Regions from separate parts of the Homo sapiens genome. Here region 2 is linked to region 1. The links are chromatin loops, found by intact Hi-C in ENCODE. Cell type or tissue: CD14-positive monocyte. All regions are shown on one strand.

The links. A loop is a pair of places that touch in the nucleus more often than their neighbours do. Peaks named below come from ENCODE experiments on the same cell type or tissue, not always from the same donor. Only the 100,000 strongest peaks of a DNase experiment are listed, where the experiment ranks them.
Region 2: a loop joins it to region 1, with 3 times the contacts of the local background. A loop is called at or near these places in 9 of 110 quality-filtered maps.

Annotation. Positions count from the first base shown.
Region 1 is chr17:10,225,571-10,228,070 of GRCh38, reverse strand. No RefSeq gene overlaps it. Among named protein-coding and RNA genes, the nearest start is that of GAS7, 28 kb to the right of the region's middle. In CD14-positive monocyte, CTCF peaks have their summits at 835 and 1,034 (motif pointing right); a DNase peak (open chromatin) is centred at 1,030.
Region 2 is chr17:9,981,186-9,983,685 of GRCh38, reverse strand. It overlaps GAS7 (growth arrest specific 7), which reads left to right. Exons shown (of 14, transcript NM_201433.2): 3 at 1,802-1,882. Among named protein-coding and RNA genes, the nearest start is that of RCVRN, 77 kb to the right of the region's middle. RefSeq lists an enhancer at 2,035-2,500. In CD14-positive monocyte, a CTCF peak has its summit at 1,311 (motif pointing right); no DNase peak of the experiment used is centred here; H3K27ac peaks cover 1,656 bases.

The DNA of each region.
Region 1 (2,500 bases):
CATCAGTTCCAGAAAAAATGGCTCAGGCTACAGCCTGACGGGGCTACAAGGCTACAACCAGGGACTCTCAGCCTCAGTTAGAGCAGAAATGAGGAAAAATGGGAGACAGAAGATGCTTTTTATATACGAGAGGGGGTTCAATTCTGTGGTACCAACCACTTCTTTTTTTTTTCTTTCTTTCTTTGTTTTTTCTTTCTTTCTTTTTTTTTTCCAGACAGTTTCGCTCTTATGGCCTAGGCTGGAGTGTGATGGCGTGATCTCGGCTCACCACAACCTCCGCCTCCCGGGTTCAAGCGATTCTCCTGCCTCAGCCTCCTGAGTAGCTGGGATTATAGGCATGCGCCACCACGCCCGGCTAATTTTGTGTTTTTAGTAGAGATGGGGGTTTCTCCATGTTGGTCAGGCTGGTCTCAAACTCCTGACCTCAGGTGATCAGCCCACCTTGGCCTCCCAAAGTACTGGGATTACAGGCGTGAGACACTGTGCCCGGCCGGTACCAACCATTTCTAATCATGATTACTAAACACCACCCTGGTCCAGCGCACCCTAATCTCTCACTTGCATCAGAACAACAGCCTCTTAATGGCCTCCCCACCTCTGCCCCTGCCCTCTACTGCAGGGGTCCCCAACCCTCGGCCCCGGACCAGTACCAGTCCATGGCTTGTTAGGAACTGGGCTGGCCACGCAACAGGAGGTGAGCAGTGAGCAAGCCAGCGAGGCTTCATCTGCCAGGGCTTCTGATTTTGCAAGAGAAATCACATGTCTGGATTTTTATGTCAAATCCAACGCTTATGTATTGGCAAGTAAAGTTTTTCTTTAACATGGAGCTGGCCAAATAAATTAGAGGCACCAAATCTCTCATTTGTGGCCCCTGGTTTTGTGGAAAGGAGTGGTGCCACATTTGGAAAGTGGACTCCAAAGTCTGATGATGAGGCCCTAAGAGTCTTGCGTGGAGTGGGGGTGGGAGGTGGGGCCCGCAGCCCCCAACCTGGGCCTCTGGTTTACATGCCCGGCCACGGCCACTAGGGGGAGCTCAAGGCTTCCTCCCCTCTGATCACACCTGGGCAACTCTGCATCCCCTAGGAGCCAACAGCCAGGAACTCAGTCGCTCTGCAGGGCGAGGGGAGGTGCACAAGCAAAGTGGCCCAAGACTCTCAGGCCCACATGGCAACTTCTCTTTGGACTTCCCTTGGGATTTCTCTTGGGAGCTCCCTGTGTTGGAATTGTTCTGGCTCCTCTAGTTGTATTCCTGCCTCTCAGACCCTTGGTATCCAGATGCACTTGAGCAGCGTCCACCTGCAATAGCCAAGCAGGAACAGGCCAGGAGGAGAGGAAGGGAGCAGGAAGGCCCAAGCTGGGGTTATGACCAGAAGCTTCAGCACACACACTGGGGAGGACTGAATATCTGTTTCCTTAACCAACATTGGAGGACAGGCAGCTTATCAAGAATAGGGGGACTTGGAGGTGGGCGCACTGGCTCACACCAGTAATCCTACCACTTTGGGAGGCAGAAGTGGGCAGATCATCTGGGGTCAGGAGTTCAAGACCAGCCTGGCCAACATGTCGAAACTCCATCTTTACTGCAAATATAAAAATTAGCCAGGCGTGGTGGTGCATGCCTGTAGTCCCAGCTACTCGAGAGGCTGAGGCAGGAGAATTGCTGGAATCTAGGAGGCAGAGGTTGCAATGGGCTGAGATCATGCCACTGCACTCCAGCCTAGGCAACAGAGCAAGACTCCTTCCCAGGCAACAGAGCAAGACTCCTTCCCAAAAACAAAAACAACACCAAAAAAAGAATAGTGGGACTTGGCGACCGGGACTACTATGATCTGAATGTTTGTGCCTCTCCAAAATTCATGTGTTGAAACCTAACCCTCAATGTGTTGGTATTAAGAGGTGGGGCCTTTAGGAGGTGATTAGGTGATTAGGAGGTGAATGAGGTTGGTGCCTTTATAAAAGAGACTTGAAGGAGCTTGTTCGCCTTCCTCACCATATGAGGAAACACAGAAGGTGCCTTCTATGAGGGATGGGCCCTCACCAGACACTGAGTCTACTGGCACCTTGATCCTGGGCTTCCAGCCTCCAAAATGTGAGACAGAAACATCTTTTGTTTATAAATTACTCAGTCTGTGGCATTTTGTGACAGAGACTTGAACAGGCTAAGACATGGCCCAGTATCCTCTGTCTCATAGTTACTAATGCTCTCAGGAGGGAGGTGGTATCTCTGTTTTTGTAGACAAGGACAACAGACTTGGAGAAATGACAAACCCAAGGCCACATAGCTGTGAGTGGTGGGATTTCGTTGGAACCCAGGGCTGTGTTATGCAGGAAACTGCGTTCTGTCTACTCCACAGCTCAGCCCAGGAAAGAATGCCTAAGTGAACCATAAAAGCACAGGGTCACACCCGTGGTACTAGAAGGGAACTTTAAAGTCACTGAATTTGATGTCCCTTCAGACCTGACACCCTTCTTTATTGCTTCTAACTATTGGTCACTAGTG
Region 2 (2,500 bases), 240 kb after region 1:
CCTCCTGAGTAGCTGGATTACAGGCACACACCATCGCGCCCAGCTAATTTTTGTTATTTTTAGTGGAGATCGGGTTTCACCATGTTGGTCAGGGTGGTCTCGAACCCCTGACCTCAAGTGATCCACCCGCCTCGGCCTCCCAAATTGCTGGGATTACAGACATGAGCCACCGCGCCCGGCCTATTTTCATTTTTTGAGACAGGGTCTTGCTCTGTCACCCAGGCTGGAGTGTAGTGGCGCCATCATGGCTCACTGCAGCCTCGACTTCCCAGGCTCCAGTAATCCTCCCAGCTCAGCCTCCTGAGTAGCTGGGACCACAGGCACGTGCTACCACACCTGGCTAATTTTTGTATTTTTGGTGGAGATGGGGTTTCACCATCTTGCCCAGGCTGGTCTCAAACTCCTGAGTTTAAGCAATTCACCCACCTCAGCCTCCCAAAAGTATTGAGATAAGACGCATGAACCACTGTGCCTGGACAGATTTTGGAAAGGTATTCACAAAAATTTATACATAAAAAGAATCTATAGTTTGATTTTGTCTCATTTTAAAGAGAAACATATGCTTAGAAAACAAATCAACATATGGATACCAAAATGTTGATGGTGATGACCTCTGAATGGTGGGATGATGGGTGATATTTATTTTTGTGTGTTTTCCTGCATTATCAAATTGTATGTAGTGAGAAAGTATTATTTTTATCACTAGATAACTTCATAAGAAGTCTCTGCTCATGGCAGTGAAATGGGTAAAGTAGTGTTTGGGGGACAATACTATAGCTTGCAGTATTAGTTTTCTCTCTTTCTTTGCTTTCTTTGCTTTCTTTCTTTCTTTCTTTCTTTCTTTCTTTCTTTCTTTCTTTCCTTTCTTTCCTTTCTTTCCTTTCTTTCCTTTCTTTCTTTCTTTTTTTTTGAGGCAGAGTCTCATTCTGTCTCCCAGGCTGGAGTGCAGTGGCACAATCTCGGCTCACTGCAACCTCTGCCTCCCAGGTTCAAGGGTTCTCCTGCCTCAGCCTCCTGAGTAGCTGGGATCACAGGCACGTGCCACCACGCCTGGCTAATTTTTGTGTTTTTAGTAGAGACAGGGTTTCACCATGTTGGCCAGGCCGGTCTCGAACTCCTGACCTCAAGTGATCTGCCCACCTAGGCCTCCCAAAGTGCTGGGATTACAGTTGTGAGCCACTGTGCCCGGCCAGTTTTATTTCTGATTAGAGCCTGTAGCAGGGCATTGGAAGAGAGAGAGGTGACCAGGCAAATTCAGCAGTTACAGCTCAAATGAGACTTAGAACTGCGAAATCAGGAAGAAACTTGGAAGTCACCACCAGGTGGCAGAGGGCCCCTGTCTCTTTACAGGCTCCTGCACCTCTGTGCTTTGGAGTTTCAGGTAACAGTGGACATTTGGGGAGAAATACCTGGTTGGCAACTTCAGGGTTCCAGGAGAAGAGTCCAGAGCCCCGAGACAAAGTAGGGGTGAATGAAGAGGCAGGTTGGGGCAGAGGATATTTTAGAGGATCTTGACATCTCAACAGGAAGTCCATCTCCTTCTGGCCCCAGCCTCATCAAGAAGGGCCCCCAGCAAAAACAAGCTCTGTGGTCATGGGATGGTGGAAGGGGGCAGGGGCCAGGAAGGGAGATGGATGGATATGGGAGCAGAAAGCAGGGTCCTGTCTGGCCAGGGTTGGGGAGGAGGGCGATTGGCTGTCTCTCTTTTTCTCCAGCTCTGAGCATCTCCTTCTGCTCTGTGAAACTCAGGTTCTGCCCTGTGACATTCTCAAAGTGATTTTCTTTGCTCTTCTTTCACCAGAGACCACCTGGGAACGTCCCAGCAGTTCTCCTGGGATTCCAGCCAGCCCTGGCTCTCACAGGAGCTCTCTGCCTCCAACAGGTAATGTCCGCTGTCTGCTTTGGGGCAACTGGGAGGGCCCTGATGCCACATTCAGTGGAGAGGCTGAGATGATGGGTCCTGGGTCTTAAACCTGGCTGATGTAGCAAACCCAGGGAGGGGTTGGGCCTGGGAGAGGGTCCCTTAGGCCTGCTGCCAAGCAGGTTGGTGTCTCCCTGGCAGTGCCAGCAGCAGCTCTGGTGGCCTCCTGCACACTCCTCCTCAGGCGCTTAGTGGGAGGAGATGGCTGGGGGAGGTGAGGTGTCAGAGCTCTTTCCTGTCTGTCAGGGGCAGGAAGACCTGAAGTGTGGACAGAACCACCCTATGTGGCTCTTGTGGACATCACGGAGTAGAAGCTAAAAGGAGGTAGATGTTTACAAGGCAGCTTTCAAATAAAACACCTGAAACAGTGTGAGGGAGACCTTTTGAGGGTGTGAGTTCCCCATCTGCAAAGGTAATCAAGCAGAGGCAGTTGAGATGGACGTTCTTTTTTGTTTGTTTGTTTGTTTCTCTTTTGAGACAGGGTCTCATTCTGTCACCCAGGCTGGAGTGCAGTGGTGCAGTCTCGGCTCACTGCAACCTCCCCTTCTGGGTTCAATGGATTCTTGTTCCCCAGCCTCC